Linked DNA regions of Homo sapiens: all the other regions are linked to region 1. A link is a contact called in ENCODE Hi-C or POLR2A ChIA-PET data. All regions are on one chromosome and are shown on one strand. The core of a region is the stretch at or near the end of the contact, and the rest is flanking DNA. Distances in the headings are between cores, read along the strand shown. Region 1 holds the start of MDM4 (MDM4 regulator of p53). Region 2 overlaps NUAK2 (NUAK family kinase 2). Region 3 holds the start of ZBED6 (zinc finger BED-type containing 6). Region 4 holds the start of DSTYK (dual serine/threonine and tyrosine protein kinase). Region 5 holds the start of RBBP5 (RB binding protein 5, histone lysine methyltransferase complex subunit).

Evidence for each region. A loop is a pair of places that touch in the nucleus more often than their neighbours do. ChIA-PET counts read pairs that join two places held with the same protein, here RNA polymerase II (POLR2A). Pooled maps may share reads with other maps.
Region 2: POLR2A ChIA-PET joins it to region 1 with 15 read pairs in activated B cell. The contact joins the enhancer-like site here to the promoter of MDM4 in region 1. A Hi-C loop is called at or near these places in 1 of 168 maps with a recorded cell type or tissue (OCI-LY7) and 5 of 50 pooled maps. POLR2A ChIA-PET finds 5 or more read pairs at or near these places in 2 of 52 experiments (activated B cell and naive thymus-derived CD4-positive, alpha-beta T cell).
Region 3: a loop to region 1 is called in a map of dorsolateral prefrontal cortex, with 7 times the contacts of the local background. The contact joins the promoter of ZBED6 here to the promoter of MDM4 in region 1. A Hi-C loop is called at or near these places in 4 of 168 maps with a recorded cell type or tissue (ascending aorta, dorsolateral prefrontal cortex and naive thymus-derived CD4-positive, alpha-beta T cell), 2 of 37 single-sample maps with no recorded cell type and 13 of 50 pooled maps. POLR2A ChIA-PET finds 5 or more read pairs at or near these places in 3 of 52 experiments (OCI-LY7, WTC11 and activated CD4-positive, alpha-beta T cell).
Region 4: a loop to region 1 is called in a map of naive thymus-derived CD4-positive, alpha-beta T cell, with 4 times the contacts of the local background. The contact joins the promoter of DSTYK here to the promoter of MDM4 in region 1. A Hi-C loop is called at or near these places in 1 of 168 maps with a recorded cell type or tissue (naive thymus-derived CD4-positive, alpha-beta T cell) and 10 of 50 pooled maps. POLR2A ChIA-PET finds 5 or more read pairs at or near these places in 3 of 52 experiments (AG04450, BJ and activated T-cell).
Region 5: a loop to region 1 is called in a map of PC-9, with 37 times the contacts of the local background. The contact joins the promoter of RBBP5 here to the promoter of MDM4 in region 1. A Hi-C loop is called at or near these places in 5 of 168 maps with a recorded cell type or tissue (CD8-positive, alpha-beta T cell, PC-9, gastrocnemius medialis and 1 more), 8 of 37 single-sample maps with no recorded cell type and 13 of 50 pooled maps. POLR2A ChIA-PET finds 5 or more read pairs at or near these places in 6 of 52 experiments (MCF 10A, WTC11, activated B cell and 2 more).

Annotation. Positions count from the first base shown.
Region 1 is chr1:204,514,505-204,518,521 of GRCh38, reverse strand. It overlaps MDM4 (MDM4 regulator of p53), which reads right to left and starts at 2,116. Exons shown (of 11, transcript NM_002393.5): 1 at 2,013-2,116. RefSeq lists enhancers at 1,844-2,123, 2,154-2,233, 2,244-2,373, 1,812-2,722, 1,663-2,862 and 1 more.
Region 2 is chr1:205,300,523-205,304,539 of GRCh38, reverse strand. It overlaps NUAK2 (NUAK family kinase 2), which reads left to right. Exons shown (of 7, transcript NM_030952.3): 7 at 27-2,477. The coding sequence ends at 1,090. Among named protein-coding and RNA genes, the nearest start is that of NUAK2, 19 kb to the left of the region's middle. RefSeq lists enhancers at 1-517, 1,371-2,222, 2,223-3,075, 2,865-3,159, 3,076-3,927. Within about 2 kb of position 2,144, at least 16 of the 41 ENCODE cell types and tissues checked have a DNase peak (open chromatin) inside an H3K27ac peak, as active enhancers do; they include OCI-LY7, where a contact is called at or near this core.
Region 3 is chr1:203,793,202-203,797,218 of GRCh38, reverse strand. It overlaps ZBED6 (zinc finger BED-type containing 6), which reads right to left and starts at 1,596. Exons shown (of 17, transcript NM_001395895.1): 1 at 1-1,596. ZC3H11A (zinc finger CCCH-type containing 11A) reads right to left here and starts at 1,596. Exons shown (of 18, transcript NM_001376342.1): 1 at 1,425-1,596. RefSeq lists an enhancer at 1,476-1,895.
Region 4 is chr1:205,209,761-205,213,777 of GRCh38, reverse strand. It overlaps DSTYK (dual serine/threonine and tyrosine protein kinase), which reads left to right and starts at 2,076. Exons shown (of 13, transcript NM_015375.3): 1 at 2,076-2,507. The coding sequence starts at 2,243. RefSeq lists silencers at 2,147-2,276, 2,697-2,746.
Region 5 is chr1:205,119,863-205,123,879 of GRCh38, reverse strand. RBBP5 (RB binding protein 5, histone lysine methyltransferase complex subunit) reads left to right here and starts at 1,902. Exons shown (of 14, transcript NM_005057.4): 1 at 1,902-2,025. The coding sequence starts at 2,007. RefSeq lists a silencer at 925-1,219 and enhancers at 1,581-1,800, 1,941-2,120, 3,284-3,842.

The sequences.
Region 1 (4,017 bases), core at 867-3,366:
GATAAATAATCCAAATCTAGACCTACCTACTAACTGCAAGTTACTAGGGAAAATGGAGAGCAAGCAGTTAATAAGTCAAATCCAGAACGTAGGTGTTCTACAGGACCTGGGACGGCAGGGAAGATTAAAGTGGGAAGATTAAACTGGGAAGATTAAATCTTTAATTAAAGATTAACGATTGTTATAGAATCTTAAAAAACCAACTGCAGCCGGTGGCCTGTGCCTGTAGTCCCAGCTATTCCGGAGGGCTGAGGCAGGAGGATCCCTAGAGTCCAGGAGTTTCAGGCTGTAGTGTGCAATGATCACACCTGTGAATAGCCACTGCACTGCAGCCTGAGCACACAGTGAGACCTCATCTCTTTTTTTGAGACAGGCTCTCGCGCTGTCGCCTAAGCTAGAGTGCAGTAGCTCCATCCCGGCTTGCTGCAGCCTTTACCTCCTGGGATCAAGCAATCCTCCCACCTCAGTCTCTTGGGTAGCTGGGACTGGAAGCTCGCTCTATGACACTGATTTTTTTATTTTTTGCAGAGATGGGGCTCAGTTTGTTGCCTAGGCTGGTGTCGAACTCCGAGACTCAAGCAAACCTGCCCCCTTGGCCTCCCAAAGTGCTGGGATTAAAGGTGTGAGCCACTGGGCCTGGCCGAAATCCCATCTATTAAAAAAAAAATGTATGAGGAGAGAGAAGACTAAATCTAAACTGAGATACAGTAATACTTAACACCAAGAGGTTCCAAGTATCTTTGACAGATACTAGTTCCACGTGCCAACAGCACAGAGCTGCAGCATTTTCTCCGGGTGTTGCTTTTAAACTGTGGTTTTCGGCCGGGCACGGTGGCTCACGCCTGTAATCCCAACACTTTCGGAGGCCGAGGTGGGCGGATCACCTGAGGTCTGGAGTTCGAGAACAGCCTGGCCAACCTGGTGAAACCTCATCTCTAATAAAACACAAAATTAGCCAGGCGTGGTGGCGCACACCTGTAATCCCAGCGACCCGGGAGGCTGAGGCAGAAGAATCACTTGAACCCGTGAGGCAGAAGTTGCAGTGAGCCAAGATCGCGCCACTGCACGCCAGCCTGGGCAAAAAGAGCGAAACTCCACTCAAAAAAAACAAAAACAAAACAAAAACACAACCAAAAAAACCTGTGGTTTTCAAGCTTTAAGGTATACAAAAATCACTGGGAGGTGTGCTCATTAAAATATATTTCTCTGAGCCCCATCTCGATACTGTCTGTAGGTTTCAGTGTGGCCCCAAAACGAACATTTTTTCTTTTTTTTTTTTTGAGACGGAATCTCCCTCTGTAGCCCAAGCTGGAGTGCAGTGGCGCGATCTCGACTCACTGCAACCCCCGCCCACGGATTCAAGTGATTCTCCTGCCTCAGCCTCCCGAGTAGCTAGGATTACAGGCATGCGCCACCACACACATCTAATATTTTTGTATTTTTACTAGAGACGGGGTTTCACCAGGTTGGCCAGGTTGGTCTCGAACTCCTGTCCTCAGGTAGATCCACCCACCTCGGCCTCCTGAAGTGCTGGGATTACAGGCGTGAGCCACCGCGCCAAGCCAAAACAAGCATTTTCAAACAAGCACTCAAGTGCCTCTAAGGTAGACTGTCCGCAGACCTAAAAACTAACTTAAAAACTTAAGACACGTCAATGTCATTCTACCCGGTTCCCTCTCTCCCACCTCCTTTCTCCAAATTGCCTCAACAGTCCTCAAATGTTGTGTCCAGTTAAACTCAATCCAACTACGTCGACTTTAGGTTTGTCACCTGTTGGCCAAAGTTACTTCACGTCACCCCACCTCCACTTTTATCTTCCGCGAGCCCTCATCCCACAACTCTTCCCCTCCCCCCGAGCCCTTCTTCCGCCTGGCGCGGCCTTCCCCACGCCGCCCGACCCACCTCTCAAGCTCCTCCCGCCCGCTACCCGCACAACTGGCGGTACGGCCGCCTGCTCCTCACTCTCCAGCTCCCGCTCCCGGCACCCCGCCGACGAAGGCCAAGAGCCACACCTTACGGCAGCTCCATGAGTCGCTCCCCCGCCGAGCCCGGGTGGGGGGAGGGGTGGCAGTCACAGATCCTAGGGCCTCGGCAGCATTTTGAAATGGCGAGTAATGAAGCCGCAACTTCCGGCCTCCCACACGGCCTCACACGAGGGCTTCCGGTGAGGCCTCCGGAAACCATAGATGGAGCAATGGGAGGACTAGAGAGCTAGAAAGGCTGAGCTCACTACCATAGAGTAGATCCTAGTCCGGGGAGAGAGTCGTGGGGCCCGAACGGTTGAAAGTCGTCAGATTTGAAGAGATAATAAGTGAGGGACTTGCAGGGTCTTGTGATATTTACAGACGTGTATTAGGAGATCAGAAAACAGAGAAGAGGAAGAGCTAAGGTCATAATCACAGGCTGCCTTCAGCTCTTCGGAAAAACTACGCTTCCTCTGCCATTCCCCAGTCCTCACCCTTACTCCCCAAGGGTGGTAGGGAAGGGAAACGGAGCGATGGCGGCACTAGGGTGGCAAGGAAGCTTGAAGCCATGTCAAATAAATAGTTGAAAGCACCAGCCGCTGTGGCTCACGCCTGTAATCCCAGCACTTTGGGAGGCCTAAGGCAGGCGGATCACCTGAGGTCAGGAGTTCGAGACCAGTCTGACCAATATGGTGAAACCCTGTTTCTACTAAAAATACAAAATTAGTCGGGTGTGGTGGCGCATGCCTGTAATCCCAGCTACTCAGGAGAATCGTTTGAACTTGGGAGGCGGAGGTTGCAGTGAGCCGAGATAGCGCCATTCCAGCCTGGGCAACAAGAGCGAAACTCCTCAAAAAAAAAAAAAAAAAAGAAAAAGAAATAGTTGAAGGCTCAAGGGAGTTTTTAACCTGCATATAAACGAGGGAGGCCGGGCGCAGTGGCTCTCCCCTGTAATCCCAGCGCACTTTGGGAGGCCGAGGCGGGCGGATCACCTGAGGTCAGCAGTTCGAGACCATCCTGCCCAACATGGCGAAACCCCCGTTTCTACTAAAAATACAAAAAATTAGCGGGGCATGGTGGCGGTCACCTGTAATCCCAGCTACTTAGGAGGCCGAGGCAGGAGAATCGTTTGAACCCGGGTGGCGGAGGTTGCAGTGAGCCGAGATAGCGCCATTGCACTCCAGCCTGGGCGACAAGAGCGAAACTGCATCTCAAAAAAAAAAAAAAAAAAAAAGAGGGAAAGGGTTGAGCATAGAAATTGGAAGCTGTCTTCAAATAACTGAATAGTATAATATTGGAAATAACGGAGCCTTATTCTCTTCTCCAAAGTGCAGAACTAAAACCAATAGAAATTACAAGGCAGTATTTTTAAGCTCAGAAAATCCTCTAACATTTAGAGTTGTTCTGAAATAAATGAAATTAGGTATTTGGGGGAAGTAATGTCATTTGAAGACAGCCTGCCTGAGAGGTTTGTTGAAAGCTCTTCTATATTAGGAAACATTAAAACTGGCTGTGTAACCCAAGAAAGCTCCATCTCAGTGTTCTTTGCACCTGTCTTTTAGCATTTACCACGTATTTTTTTTTTAGTTATTTGTGTATATACCATTCTTATCTCTCCCAATAAGCAACAACAAAACCTGGCTCCCAATGCTAGATACAGACCCATGCAAAAGAACACAGGGCAGTAACCTTCCTTAAATTTGTACATTCCGCTTTGTTCTACTTCTAGCATAACCTCCTGCATAGCTGGGAGATCCAGGGTTCCATTAAGGAGCTGAAGAATTAACTTCTTTTTCATAGAAATCTGCAACCACCTCACTCACAAAAAAAAAAAAAAAAAGGTCAAGGGTGCTTTTTTAGGTGAACCACTGTCAACTATTTCCCCTGTCCTTTTGTGCAATTAGTATTTTTTAAAACTTTCAACAGGAATTTTTTTTTTGTAACTTTTAAATAGCATCTGGTTAGTTTGGATCCTTTCCTAATGTCTCCTGGAGCCTTGGAATATGATCTGTTCATGCAATTCAGTTTGTGTGAGATCAACAGGTATTTGTTG
Region 2 (4,017 bases), core at 895-3,394, 790 kb before region 1:
TGAAGCACCTGCCTTTTGTCTTCCAGATGCCTGTGGCCTGATCCGGTGGCTGTTGATGGTGAACCCCACCCGCCGGGCCACCCTGGAGGATGTGGCCAGTCACTGGTGGGTCAACTGGGGCTACGCCACCCGAGTGGGAGAGCAGGAGGCTCCGCATGAGGGTGGGCACCCTGGCAGTGACTCTGCCCGCGCCTCCATGGCTGACTGGCTCCGGCGTTCCTCCCGCCCCCTCCTGGAGAATGGGGCCAAGGTGTGCAGCTTCTTCAAGCAGCATGCACCTGGTGGGGGAAGCACCACCCCTGGCCTGGAGCGCCAGCATTCGCTCAAGAAGTCCCGCAAGGAGAATGACATGGCCCAGTCTCTCCACAGTGACACGGCTGATGACACTGCCCATCGCCCTGGCAAGAGCAACCTCAAGCTGCCAAAGGGCATTCTCAAGAAGAAGGTGTCAGCCTCTGCAGAAGGGGTACAGGAGGACCCTCCGGAGCTCAGCCCAATCCCTGCGAGCCCAGGGCAGGCTGCCCCCCTGCTCCCCAAGAAGGGCATTCTCAAGAAGCCCCGACAGCGCGAGTCTGGCTACTACTCCTCTCCCGAGCCCAGTGAATCTGGGGAGCTCTTGGACGCAGGCGACGTGTTTGTGAGTGGGGATCCCAAGGAGCAGAAGCCTCCGCAAGCTTCAGGGCTGCTCCTCCATCGCAAAGGCATCCTCAAACTCAATGGCAAGTTCTCCCAGACAGCCTTGGAGCTCGCGGCCCCCACCACCTTCGGCTCCCTGGATGAACTCGCCCCACCTCGCCCCCTGGCCCGGGCCAGCCGACCCTCAGGGGCTGTGAGCGAGGACAGCATCCTGTCCTCTGAGTCCTTTGACCAGCTGGACTTGCCTGAACGGCTCCCAGAGCCCCCACTGCGGGGCTGTGTGTCTGTGGACAACCTCACGGGGCTTGAGGAGCCCCCCTCAGAGGGCCCTGGAAGCTGCCTGAGGCGCTGGCGGCAGGATCCTTTGGGGGACAGCTGCTTTTCCCTGACAGACTGCCAGGAGGTGACAGCGACCTACCGACAGGCACTGAGGGTCTGCTCAAAGCTCACCTGAGTGGAGTAGGCATTGCCCCAGCCCGGTCAGGCTCTCAGATGCAGCTGGTTGCACCCCGAGGGGAGATGCCTTCTCCCCCACCTCCCAGGACCTGCATCCCAGCTCAGAAGGCTGAGAGGGTTTGCAGTGGAGCCCTGAGCAGGGCTGGATATGGGAAGTAGGCAAATGAAATGCGCCAAGGGTTCAGTGTCTGTCTTCAGCCCTGCTGAACGAAGAGGATACTAAAGAGAGGGGAACGGGAATGCCCGCGACAGAGTCCACATTGCCTGTTTCTTGTGTACATGGGGGGGCCACAGAGACCTGGAAAGAGAACTCTCCCAGGGCCCATCTCCTGCATCCCATGAATACTCTGTACACATGGTGCCTTCTAAGGACAGCTCCTTCCCTACTCATTCCCTGCCCAAGTGGGGCCAGACCTCTTTACACACACATTCCCGTTCCTACCAACCACCAGAACTGGATGGTGGCACCCCTAATGTGCATGAGGCATCCTGGGAATGGTCTGGAGTAACGCTTCGTTATTTTTATTTTTATTTTTATTTATTTATTTATTTTTTTGAGACGGAGTTTCGCTCTTGGTGCCCAGGCTAGAGTGCAATGGCGCGATCTCAGCTCACCTCAACCTCCGCCTCCCGGGTTCAAGCGATTCTCCTGCCTCAGCCTCCCTAGTAGCTGGGATTACAGGCGCCCGCCACCATGCCCGGCTAATTTTGTATTTTTAGTAGAGACAGGGTTTCTCCATGTTGGTCAGGCTGGTCTCAAACTCCCGACCTCAGGTGATCCACCCACCTCGGCCTCCCAAAGTGCTGGGATTACAGGCGTGAGCCACCGCGCCCCACCTAACCCTTCCTTATTTAGCCTAGGAGTAAGAGAACACAATCTCTGTTTCTTCAATGGTTCTCTTCCCTTTTCCATCCTCCAAACCTGGCCTGAGCCTCCTGAAGTTGCTGCTGTGAATCTGAAAGACTTGAAAAGCCTCCGCCTGCTGTGTGGACTTCATCTCAAGGGGCCCAGCCTCCTCTGGACTCCACCTTGGACCTCAGTGACTCAGAACTTCTGCCTCTAAGCTGCTCTAAAGTCCAGACTATGGATGTGTTCTCTAGGCCTTCAGGACTCTAGAATGTCCATATTTATTTTTATGTTCTTGGCTTTGTGTTTTAGGAAAAGTGAATCTTGCTGTTTTCAATAATGTGAATGCTATGTTCTGGGAAAATCCACTATGACATCTAAGTTTTGTGTACAGAGAGATATTTTTGCAACTATTTCCACCTCCTCCCACAACCCCCCACACTCCACTCCACACTCTTGAGTCTCTTTACCTAATGGTCTCTACCTAATGGACCTCCGTGGCCAAAAAGTACCATTAAAACCAGAAAGGTGATTGGAAGCAGGCCCTGCTGTTCTCTTTGGTGACTGAGGTGGGGAGGGATGGTGCTGAGCAGGTTTTTGAGCCTTCTCCTAATACTCGTTCCCCTAGGCTGCCAGGGATGGGAAATAGAAAAACTGCCGAATCAAAACAAACGTGAGCTCAGTAGCTCTGGCCTGACCCTATTAAGCACACAGGTGGGAAGGCCCTGGGCCCAGGGTCCCAGTTGCTCTTCCGGCCTTTGGCACTAAAGTAGAAGTGGATTTGGCAGATTATCCCACCCTGCCCCCACCACCTGCCTCCTTCTCCTCCCACCCCTGCTCCTGTCTGCTTGAGCCCTGCTCCTGCTGCGTAAAGACACCCCCACAGCCTTTATTCTCTCCCTCCTAAGAAATCCCCTTTACTCTGGTGCTGGGCAGCTTTTCCCCCCTCCGTCCTCACTGCCTGACTCCCAGAGAAAGCAAAGAATGCCTGGAATGTCCACCCCCACCGTACGCCAACTCCCTCAGCCCCCTGCAGAGCATTCCCCACACGCCTGCTCCATTGAGAAACTCCCAGGCTCCGAGGGCTGGGGATGAAAGGGAGGATGAGGACAAAGTGCCGGCCAGCAGCCGGCTGGCTCTGGCTTCAGGCAGCCTCCCTCCCCCACCCCGACCCACTCTGGTAGTCACAGGAGGCCTCCAAACGTCCCCAGCTCTGGCTCTGGCCCCACAACACACCTGTCCTGCCGGCTGTCGGTGCCTGCCCAGTGGAGCGCGTTGGACCTCCCCTCCCACACCTGGAGAGCTGAGCTGGCAAAGTCACTAGTCTGCAAAGGAGATGGGGAGGGCAAGGCAACTATGAGGTCAAGATGGGAGAGCAAACAAGACATTGCTTAGGCGACACTGGAGTACTTAGGTCTTAAGTCTCTGAGGTCCTACTCAGTGCTGGAACTCTGGGCTAGACTCTGGGTAAACATGGAAAAAATCCAGGGGGTGGGTTTATCTCCAGAAGCTTAGAGTTCAGCTGTGGGGGTAGCAGTGCTCCTTTATTCATTCCTCTCATGAATCAAGCCCTTTTGTGTGCTAAGCTTAGTAGAAGACAGAGGTAATTGCTGTATCCCTGGTGCAAAAAAAAAAAAAAAAAAAACAGAGATCTTAGCCTCAAGGAGGTTACAGGCTGTGGGTAAGGTAGCATGCAATTCAGTGAGAAATTGTTATTGGTTCAGATCATGTTGAAAGGGAGTTTGGGGACGGCGCGGTGGCTCATGCCTGTAATCCCAGAACTTTGGGAGGCAGAGGTGGGCGGATCACAAGGTCAGGAGATCGAGACCATCACGGCTAACACGGTGAAACCCCGTCTTTACTAAAAATATAAAAAATTAGCCGGGCGCGGGGGCGGGCGCCTGTAGTCCCAGCTACTCAGGAGGCTGAGGCAGGAGAATGGCGTGAACCCAGGAGGCGGAGCTTGCAGTGAGCAGAGATCGCACCACTGCACTCCAGCCTGGTCTCAAAAAAAAAAAAAAAGAAGAAAAAGGGAGTTTGGATGATGGAAAGAATTGCATCTTCGGAGATAATAATAG
Region 3 (4,017 bases), core at 347-2,846, 720 kb after region 1:
CACAGAGTTGGTTAGTAGCAGCTAGAAGCCAGGTCTTCCAAATCCCAGATCCATGTTCTTCCTGCTTCATCAAGAACTATATCTACTTGAAATGCCTTCACCTTGTAAAATACATATTTTTATGATGCCTCATGATAGCGACATCAATTTCCCTTAATTCTGAAATTAACTATTTTCAGGAAATCTCATTTAAACAAAAACATAGTGCATCATTCAACATTCATCATTTAGGACTGTGATTTGCCAATACAACCCAAAAAGTCAATTCTGGAAAGCCAACACAGACTCCGCATACTGGTCACAGCAAATGCTAGTTGAGCCCTTTCAGTTCTAACTAAAAGTAATACAACCTTTTAAAATGTGAGTGGCTGGAAAAAAATGCTTTGAGAAAAAAATTTTAAAACAAGGTTAAATGCTGCATTTTCAAAGTACTGTTTGTATTAAGAGTTAATTCAAGTTTAGTTTTCAGATATTTTTAGACTTGAGAAGCTTTTACAGCCTGTAAGTAACTCACAAGTTGTACGCTATAGAGATAGCAAAAAGTGAAATATGAACTTTAAACCACTTCCATTTTTCGATTGATCCCTCCCCTTCCCCCAATACCTACATACATTTACCCTAAAAAGCATCGCTATCTCTAGTTCCACAGCCTCTTTCTCAAGGTCCAGAACCAAGGCCTGGAAGATGTCAACAATATAGGCCTTCCCCATAGGAATCCGCACCGATTATGGGAGTTTAGGGGTGTTCTTCATTACGGTTTCACCAGTCCTACAAGGAGAACGGAAGTGTCCCTGTTGCTCTTGACTCCGACGCTGAGGGCCAGGGGTGGGAGTGTAATGAGAGTGGGGAATGGGTGTAGGATACCGGAATAAGGTCGGTGGCTTTCTGTATGTGGAGTTTGAGACAAGCTCCAAAGTACCGGGACCCTGGAGAGGAATGAGAGTAGGTAAATTCAGCGCCCGGCACTCAGTCTGATTGATTTAGGCAGTGAGGGTCCGCTCAACTAGAGAAACTGTTGCCCCGAAGAAAGCAATCTAGTGTCAGTTCTCTCTTCGGGATTCGGGGGAACAGTCGGTTTTCGGGGCTGCTCCGGGCTCCTCGAGATTAGCGAACACCGGATGTGGGGGAGGGGAGGAAGGTTGGCTGGGAAAGGAGCAGGCGCCGTGGGGGTGGGGTGAACGGGGTGGGGGTGGGGAGGATGGGAAAAGTGAGCGGGAGCCTGGGGCTCCCAGCCAGCCCCGGCGAGGGCCGCGACCGGGAGGTGGGGGGGAGGGGTCGTTACGGCGAAGCTGAAGGATCCGCTCTGACTTCCCGGGATAGGCCGCGACCCAGGGGCGAGGGGAGGCCGCTGCCACTCCCCTCGCCCTCTCCCCCACCTCCCCGGCCCCAAGCCACCCGGGAATCAAAAAAACGGGTCTAGTTACCAGAGAACAGAAACTTTACCGAACCGATGACACTATCCCCGACTCCCGCTTGCTGCCACGTCTTTCTTCTTGCTTGGCCGCTGCCGTCCGTCGTCCTCCCAGCAGCAGCAGCACTAGCAGAAAACCAAGACTGCCAGCGTCAAAGATGGCGCCTGGCTACAGGCTCCGCTCTAAGGCCCGGCCGGTAAAAGTGCCAGCACGACGCAGGGCGCGAGGATTCTGGAAGATGTAGTTCCTCTATGAGGCGATGCCTAAGATGGCTGCTCCGGGTCACAGGGTCACGTGACGGGGGAGGCGCTGGGTCGGGGAGTCCCTTCCCTTCAGAGGAATGCCTCGAAGCCGGCTTTCATAACGTTTTGTTTTTGTTTTTAAATCAAATGAGGTAATAAGCGGGAGGGCCGCAGGAACTGAGACTGCCATTCAGTAAGCGCTCAATTTATTCTTACCAAAGTGTTTGCTTAATGAGTAAATCTCCCAAACCATGTATACATTTAATTTAGAAATAAACTGTACTTTTCCTAAGCATGCAATGTAGAATGATTTGTTAGTTTATTTTTTACTTGAAGAAGTGAGATTGGGCTTTGGGGGGGTGTTTCTTTGATTTCTTAAAGCAAATTTGTGTATTGGAAAAGTAATTCATGCTCGTGACAAAATTCAGGAGAGTTAGTTGGAGGTCGCAATCAGCAGTCTCATCCCTGCTTCATTATTAACATTGTCCCTTATTTTCCCTTTTGAATGTTTTTACTTTTTCCCCCGGTTATAAAAGTAATACACGTGGCCGGTGCGGTGGCTCACGACTGTAATTCCAGCACTTTGGGAGGCCTCGGCAGGCGGATCACAAGGTCAAGAGATCGAGACCATCCTGGTCAACATGGTGAAACCTCATCTTTACCAAAAATACAAAAATTAGCTAGGCGTGGTGGCACGCGCCTGTAGTCCCAACTACTCGAGAGGCTGAGGCAGGAGAATCGCTTGAATCTGGGAGGCAGAGGTTGCATTGAGCTGACATCGCACCACTGCACTCCAACCTGGCGACAGAGTAAGACTCCATCTCAAAAAAAAAAAAAAAAAAAAAAAGTAAAAAACTTAATACACGTAAGTTTTTTTAGAAACAATACAGAAATATAGAGAGTAGAAAGTTAAAATCTCTATTAATCTCATTCTTGAGAAATAGCTCTCATTAACTTACCATATATCCTTTCTGGCTTTTACACTGAAAATATACTTAAATATATTACACATATAATAGGAGCCCAAGGTCCCCCTGGGGTAGTGGCTCAGCAGAACTCTAATTAGGTGGCAACATTTTACCTAACTTGGGTAAAGGATATAGTTGTGCTACTAAGAAAGGAAACACTTGATGATAAAGCAGATGGGACTTCAGGCACCTTTTATTTCCTCGTGTGCTTGTTCTTCCAGCTGCCGGGTTGGTGATGTGCGAGTCCCAGGCAGCCCAAGACTAGGAATTTATCAGAGCAGAGGGGTCCTGAGCCTCCTCATATCTGGGCTTTTATCTCCTTTCAAAGTAAGAACCACAACTTTAGAATCTTAGCTCCAATCTCTGCCTTACGTGACAGTGCTCTGGCATTGCCATGTCAACAGACCTAATAAGCAAGTTCCTGGTAGCCAATTTCTTTTTTTCTTTCTTTTTCTTTTTCTTTTGTTTTGGTCTTCATTTTTTTGGTCTGTGTGACTCTTACTGGTAACCAATTTCTGTCTGTGCCACGACACCTAGGGTTTTTAAAATTTACCAGAGGGCTCTCCACATAGCTTAAGGGTTTTCCAACCTAGGACTCTCCAAGATGCAGTCCTGGCCTGACTAGTGTGCTATATAGAGTTTATAGTTATATTTCAGTAAACCTAAAGTATCATTGATTGTAAGATACACTTTTATTTTACAAGCCTCTAAGTGGAAGAAAAAAACCAACAACTGCCAATTAAACTGACAGGCCGGCCGGGCAGGGTGGCTCACACCTCTAATCCCAGCACTTTGGGAGGTTGTGGCGGGCGAACCACAAGGTCAGGAGTTCGAGACTAGCCTGGCCAACATGGTGAAATCCTGCCTCTACTAAAAATACAAAAATTAGCCCAGCACAGTGGCACGCATCTGTAATCCCAGCTACTTGGAGGCTGAGGCAAGAGAATTGCTTGATCCTGGGAGGTGGAGGTTGCAGTGAGCCAAGATCACGCCATTGCACTCCAGCCTAGGTGACAGGCTAGGAAAGGATGTACATCTTAGAATGAATGAAAATATGAACAGGCTAAAACTATACATACCGTTTTGCAATTTGCTTTTTTCACTTTACAATATATCTTGAATATCTTTTAATGGTCATCAGCACTTAGAGGCCTACCATATTCTTTTTTTTTTTTTTTTTTTTGAGACAGAGTTTCACTCTTGTTTCCCAAGCTGGAGTGCAATGGCACAATCTCGGCTCAATGCAACCTCCGCCTTCCGGGTTCAAGCTATTCTTCTGCCTCAGCCTCCTGAGTAGCTGGGATTACAGGAATGCACCACCACGCCAGGCTAATTTTGTATTTTTAGTAGAGACGGGGTTTCTCCATGTTGGCCAGGCTGGTCTGGAACTCCTAA
Region 4 (4,017 bases), core at 827-3,326, 700 kb before region 1:
GATGTACATAGATTAGTTCTTGCAGTATTGTTTTTAATATCAAAAGACTGCAAAAAACCTAAAGGTCCGCCAATAGAAGACTTGTTAAATAAAACATGCCAATCCATGTGGTAGTATGTTACACAGTTAAAAAGAATGAAACAGACCTTTATGTTTTGGTACAGAAGTCTGCAAGGCCATAATCAAATATGTATTACGTATGCTATCATTTGTATTTAAAATACATGCATACACATATATAAATACATATATAGGATCTATTTATACATGATTTATATCTACAACAGTGGTTGCCTCCTGGGAGGGGAACTAGGTGACTGGGAGGTGAACAGAAAAACTAAGAAAGACTTAGTTTTTCCTTATATATCCTTTGCACCATTTGAATTTTATACCACATTCGTGTATTACTTATTTTGAAAATAAATGCAAAGTACTAAGGAATAGTTTTTAAAAGGGTGGGCTTTGTGATATTTACCTGAAATAATGCCCTCTCTGATTACTTCCACCTATCTAAATTTTGCCCCTTCTTCAAGATAGATTCCTTTTCTGGATAACTCCAGCTTGAGTGCTCTTATCTGATCTCCTGTGCTAGAAATTCGTGTGTGTGGCAAATCATTACACATTGCTTTCTTACAGCTCTTCTATTTTAAAAATAGTATCTACTTTGTATTAAAATTCCCATTTTTAATTTTCATTTCTATTTTACTGAACCTTTGGGGATTGCATGGGGAATATAATCTTGCAAAAGAAGAATGGCTGATGGAAAATACGTGACCAAGTAAAAGGCAGAAGGGGGAGTGGGTAAATGGGAAGGAGCATGAGGCTCCCTCCTTGCAGTCAGCCCTCACAGACATTTATCAAATACAGATTCATTTGAATTAGTGACCCCTTTTTATAAAATGCTAATGCCCCTGGAAAGGTAAGGCCTTCACATCTTACAACAATTAATCCAAATATCACGACATCATTTGGCTAAGAACACCTGGGTGTTCTGCGATGAGAGGTCAGGAGAAGTAAAATTTCTGAAGCAGGACTCACAAAAATTTAAAACCAAAAGGGCTTAAAGATCTGCCATTCTAAACCCTTACTTTATAGAAGATGAAACGGGGTCTTGCCCGAGATCACAATGCAAGGTATAGGAAGAGTCCAGATCCAAACTCAAATCTCCTCTTAATTTCAGTCAAGGAACTACATCATGTAGCCTATCAGAGAAGAAGTCTGGCCTAGGTAAAAGACGGTGTCTTTCTATAGCAAGAAAGATACAGATGGGCTCTGTGCCTGGTGAAGAGGGGAGAGATAATTCAGGAAGCACAAAAGAGGTGACGTCAAGTTTTGCCCCCTTTGTAATTGTGTCCAGGAGTCTGTGACTGTGTGTGTCAATGAAAGTCCTCCATATTAGCAGAAACCAAGTTAAGATAATCAGAAATAGTTTGGAAGGCTACAAACCTCAACTTCCCCTTACCCAGTCCGGTCTCCCTACTTCAGGAACCCACTGAAGTTCAGCTTACAGCTCTTGTTGATCCTTTCACACCCTTCCTTTCCAAGTCTGGAGAAGGAAAGTTGGAAAAGGGGAACGCAATGCAAATATAAGAGATTTCCCTATTTCCAGGGTACTTTCAGCCGATTTCCAGGGTACTTTTAGCCGATTCCCCAGTATCTACTGTATCCGAAACACTAGAGAGCCACTTAGGGTAGCCATGGAGATGACTGTCTTCAGTCTTGTTTCCTTCCTTTTCTCTACTATTAACATCTTTCGCTACGATTTCGGTAAGGCCCCCCCACTTCTGCTGGCACTCAGGTCCTGCAGCTCCTCCCTCTCCTCAGGGACGCTCATAGAGGGATTAGGAACACTTTTTAAAATGAAGAGAGCGCGAAAACACAAGAACGAGTGAGGGTTTTCTCCAAAAGGGATCAGTCCCATCCACAGCCTCCCCTTCTCCAGCCTTGAGGTTTTGGCGTTTGGTCCCAGCCCGGACTGCAAGTCCCAGGAGACCCCGCGGCGAGGGTGTCCTCCAGCGATCCTTCCCTCACGCTTCTGGATAGTGGAGAGAAAGGTTCCGATAGCGGCGCACTGCGGTTTGGTTTGTTTGCAACGGCAGTGACGGAGGTTGGGAGCCAGGCTGACTGCAGGCGGGGGCGTCAGGAGGCGGATTCCTCCTCCCTTCGGCACTGGGGGGCGGGGAGGAGGGAGGCCGGGCCTGCGGCCGGGGACCGAGCCGCAAAGACAGAGCGGGCAGAGGCGATGGAGGGCGACGGGGTGCCATGGGGCAGCGAGCCCGTCTCGGGTCCCGGCCCCGGCGGCGGCGGAATGATCCGCGAGCTGTGCCGGGGCTTCGGCCGCTACCGCCGCTACCTGGGACGGCTGCGACAGAACCTGCGCGAGACCCAGAAGTTCTTCCGCGACATCAAGTGCTCCCACAACCACACTTGTCTCTCCTCCCTCACGGGCGGCGGCGGGGCCGAGCGCGGCCCTGCAGGCGATGTCGCCGAAACCGGGCTGCAGGCGGGTAAGGAGGGCAGCCCGGAGGGAGAGAGGGCAGGAGAGGCAAATCGGAGGACGGACCGCACCCCTGCCCTGCAAAACAAGCCCGAGTCTTCTCGGGCAGGCGGAAAGGGGCAGTCGTGTCGTGTGGCCGGGTCCCCGGGCATGGGCCGGCCGGATCTGGGATACCTTGGGAGGGCATCCTTCTGAGGAGGGGAGGAAGGGGCCCGCTGGGGGACCGGGAGCCAGGGGCAACCGAGGGCCGGAGTTCCCGGAGCGGGACCCCGGGGACCGGGGTGTGCGCTGACGGACCTGGGGCGGGCCGGCGTTCGGAGAGGGTAGCAGTTAATCCGAGGAGTGGGGAAAGTTGCTCTGAGTTGGGGGCGGGCGCGTGCGCCGTTGTGGGTCAGAGCCCCAGTTTAGAGATGGAGCAGAGGCGGCAGCGAGTCCCGGGAGTCCGAGGAGGCCATGGGACTGTAGTCGGGTGTGTGGGTTTGATGATGTATGTGAAATGTGTTCACACCAATCATGAGGCAGCTCTGTGAAGAGGGGACATTCTCTAAATAGGGTTGGGGGTCGCCAGAGGAAATCATATCTGATGGGTGCCACGGAATTGCCAGAGATGTTGCTCATGCTTAAGGTGAAGAAGAGAGGGAAGGGATCATTTTGGTCCTGAGCCAATGGAGAACTAGCTACTCTTGTTCTTTCTTGCATGATTCTTTCTAGGATGTGCCAGAGGCCCCCAAACACTTAAAATCGTGCAGTCTTTAATCTTTCCTAACGTCTTGCTTCCTTTTAAACTGCTGTTGGTGGGGAACTGGAGGATTTGTTAACTACTGCGTCTAATTAGGAAATAACTTTAGATTGGAAGGGAGAAGGGACTGACATTCCACGTAGATAGATATCTTGGGGACAAAACAGCAAAGAAGTCTGTGGGTTTAATTTAGTGATTCTCAAACTAAAGTGTGTATTAAACTCACCCCAGGGGCGTATTAAAAATGCCATGTCTCGTGCTCTAGCTCATAAATTCCTATTGAATAGGTGTGTGAAGTGGGTCCTAAGAATCTAATTTAACATGAAAAGACCCTGAAGAGGCCGGGCGCGGTGGCTCACGTCTGTAATCCCAGCACTTTGGGAGGCAGAGGCGGGGCGGATCACTTGAGGTCAGGAATTCGGGACCAGCCTGGCCAACATGGTGAAACCCCGTCTCTACCAAAAATATAAGAAACTAGCCAGGTGTGGTGGTTGAGGCCTGTAATCTCAGCCACTGGGGAGGCTGAGGCAGGAGAATCGCTTGAAACCAGGCGGCGGAGGTTGCAGTGAGCAGAGATTGTGCCACTGCACTCCACCCTGTGCGACGGAGCAAGACTCTGTCTCAATAATAATAATAATAATAATAATAGTAATAATAAAAGACACTGGGGAAGGTGATGCAGGTGGTCCGTTAAAATACTTTCAGAACCATGAATTTAGATGCTCATAGCAAATTTGAACACAAGGCTTAGAACTGGATGAATTGTTCTGACTTTGCGTGT
Region 5 (4,017 bases), core at 653-3,152, 610 kb before region 1:
TAAGGTTACAGTAGTGAGCTATGGTTTCGTCATTGCATTCCAGCCTGGGCAACAGAGTGAGACCATATCTCTAAATACATATATATATGATTACTTTGGATTTGAGAGTAGAGTCAGAGAATTTAGAGGAAACTAGGCTGTGGTTTTCACACGATATTTTTCCTTGTTGCTTTTGCCTTTATGCAAAGTTTTCCTTTGTCTTTGGAGAGTAGAAAAACTGTGGATTTTTTTTTTTTTGAGACAGAGTCTCACTCTGTTGTCCAGGCTGGAGTGCAATGGTGCGATCTTGGCTCACTGAAACCTCTGCCTCCCGGGTTCAAGCGATTCTCCTGCCTCAGCCTCCCGAGTAGCTGGGATAACAGGCATGAGCCACCACGCCCAACTAATTTTGTATTTTTAGTAGAGACAGTGTTTCTCCATATTGATCAGGCTGGTCTCGAACTCCCGACCTCAGGTGATCAGCCCGCCTCGGCCTCCCAAAGTGCTGGGATTACAGGCGTGAGCCACCGCACCCGGCTGCAAAAGACATACTTTATAAAGGTCCAAGGATAATGGAAATAGAAGACATTAATGTAATATGTTCTTGGGAACTAATTGGATACACCAAGTATTATCTTTGACTAGTTTCTGGACTTCTGCTTCATTCTGCAACCTGCAGCCAACTACCATGGTGTCCATCTATTATTAGGCGCTTTAAATAGCTCCTTAATTCACATTTACTCTCTTCAATCGATGTGTCAGACTGTGGGGGCCACTTAATTCCCATTCCAAATTCTTGGGAAAGGAATTTAATTGGGTTGAGCTTAGGTCAGGGGCTTACTGAAAGAGCAATCAACTGGGGCCCAGGGACAGGGTGCACTGTGTGAATGAGGCTGCTTTTTCTGCAAATTTGTCAAGTAGAGGCAGACTGGACTAGCTACATAATTTGCAGGGCCCTGGGCAACATGAAAATGCTGGGCTCCCTAGTTCAAAAGTTTCATTATTGTTTCCAAAAGTTTGCAATTGCAGACAATACTGCGATTAATAAACTTGTGTATGTGTATTTTTCCATTGTCGGAGACCTAGCCCGAGTACTATTTTCTGCAGCGAGCCTTTGACGTTGTTTCCTTTTTCTGATGAGCCACAGCATTTATAGTAGGAATTTGTTCATATAAAATTTGCTCTTTCGCTAGATACCAGTAACTGGACTTCTCTAATTGCTTTGGGTATTTCATTGGAGTTCTGTATGACTGAGCTCCGGGAAACTCAGTCCACCCCTCATTCCAATTCTTTTTCACAGTCTTTTTCACAGCGTCCCTGTCAACACTGTTTGGTAAAGGGTAAAACCTTAGATAATAAGGTTTTTATTATCTTAACACAGACAGGCCTAACATATGTTGTCGTACCTTTCTGTAGGATCAATAGCATATCTTTACAAATGAGAAATAATTTTCACGAGACCGAAACACCCTGCAACGCCACCTACATACAGGGTAAGTACGCGCCTTGGTGAGGTCAGCGGCGCTACACACCCGAGCACTAGGGGACGACCTTCCCTGGTTTCTTGCATTAGCAGGACTTGTCCGGAACCTTTCCTGCGGAGTCTGAGGTAGCCCGCCCGGACAACGCCGCTGAACACACAACAGGGCAAGAACTAGTAGGTTAACTGTATGCCTGGAATTTCTACCTCACCTACATGTTCCCGGAGCAAATAATCTTAAATTGTCGCGCTATTTAAAGTCCCTAGTGACGATAACATTGTTGTACCTCAGCAAAGATCATAATTAATTGTTTCCGAGAGAGTGTATGCTTGATTTTGGTCAGGCATATATTTGGGCAGCCCACCTGAAACGAACAAGGAAGGCGGGGGAAGAAAGCGGAAGCCGCGGGGCCTTCTAAGGCCGAAAGTCTTCGGAGCTTGCGCCAGTCTCTTCGCGGCGTCCACCACTTAGACGCAAGTTGCTGAAGCCGGCCGGGGAGAAGGTGTTGTTGCCGGAGCTGAGACCGGGCGGCCACAGTCCGCAGGGATGAACCTCGAGTTGCTGGGTGAGAAGGGCTGTGGCTGCGTTTTAGAGAAGCGTTGGGTACTGGAAAGGAGGGAACCCAGGCGGGAGGGGAGTCAGGCTGCAATCTTAGGGACACTGTTCGGCTATGGATCACTGGGCACACCTGATGTGGAGCAGCAGCGGGAGGAGGAAGCCCACCTTCTGCCCGAGTAGGTTGCATTGCCCCTCCCGAGGCCACTTTCATATCAATTATGGAGCGATGGGGACAGACAGTTTGTGACTTAGCTTTGATTATGAGGATCGCAGGTGTTGAAGTACCCAGAGCAGCCAGGACCAGAGTTGTTGGAGATGGAATTTGAAGAAGTGAGGCTTGGGATGAAGCTTTGAAGACTTGTCAGGGAATTGGGTGCCTGAACAGGTTAATCTTTTTGTAGAAAAGAGAAGTCTAAGGAGGGGACTTGGAGATCTTCTGGTAGAAGCTTCTCATTGAACAGATGAATAAAGGCTCAGAGGGTAATGGCTAGGCACTAAGCAAGTAAATGGCATAGTTGGCACTGGAATCCAATTATCCTAACTTTCTGTTTAAGGTCCTTTGCTAGGGACGGTGTGTAAAACACTGAGGTGTGAAATACGGAGGGAGTTGTCTTTTGTCGCCCTCACTTTGAGTCATTGCCTCCTTACCTCCTATCCAGATTATTTAAAAACTGTAGGTCCTTTCTCCTGGACTTCCATTAGGTGACATTTAGCATGGTATTCTAGGGGTAGCTGAGGTTTTCAAGGACTTCTGCACTACTTGCTGTTCCTAATGGTTAGGTTTCTCTTTTAAAAAAGTCAGAAGATATGTTAATTGTCAAAAGGGCTACAAAGATACATAAAAAATGGTCTTTGCCCTTAAAGAGCTTTTCATTAAGCAGGGAGTTTAAGGTGATTATGTAAAATAGCTGTAGGATATTGCAGAATGTAGGCAGGCCTGAAAGAGTCATTACCAGTTGCTAAGAATGTTTGGAACAGAGAGTGAATGTCTTTGGGGTAAAGGAAGAAGTCAACCAGGAAAAACAAACCCCCCAAACCTGTGGAGGAGTTGGAGTTTTAAGTGGACTTTTTTTTTTTTTTTTAAGACAGCCTCGCGCCGTCGCCTAGGCTGGAGTGCAGTGGCACAGTCTTGGCTCACTGCAACCTCTGTCTCCTGGGTTCGAGTGATTCTCGTGCCTCAGCCTCCTGAGTAGCTGGTACTACAGGTGCGCACTGCCATGCCTGGCTAATTTTTGTATGTTTAGCAGAGATGGGGTTTCACTGTGTTGGCCAGGCTGGTCTCAAACTCCTGGCCCCAAGCAATCCACTCACCTCAGCCTCCCAAAGTGTCCGGCCTTAAGTGGATTTTTAAGGTTGGTAAAATATCAACAGGCTGAAGTATGAAAATATGGGAGGGATGTTCAGTAGGCATCAGTGAGAGAAGACCTAAAGAATTTTCCTGCTTGGCCAGGTTGTGGATAAAGAGAATGCCAGGGGATGGGATCGGTGCCATCTATTTTGTGTTGGTTCTCGAATGCCTAGCTCAAAAGTTTGGGCTTTTTAGGGAAGGTAGGGTAGATCCATTGAAGGATTTTGACTTAGTAACTCAATCAGAGCTATGAGTTTGTAAGGTTTGTCTGACAGCAATGTGGAGTTGAGTTTTGGAGGAGTGTAAAACCAGTTTGGAGGGGTAGATTATATGAGTGATGAGGAAGGCCTGAGCTAGGAAATAGAAAAGACATTGAGGAGGTAGGGATGACAAATTTGAGAATAGATTGCATATAGTGCTGATGAGTAAGAGAGTGACGTGAAAAATGGTGAGAGCAAATAATGATGCTGTTGATAAAGTGTAAGGTCATTGGAAAAAGACAGCTTTGGAGAAGCTGAATGTGGTCTAGGGGTCAGGAGACAGGTTTGGATTTATGGGAGAGATTTGTATTCTTTCAGATGGGCTCATTGAAACCTTGTGAATAGAGGACATGATCTAGAGAAAAAGTGGGAGGGGGAGAAAAGAAAATTG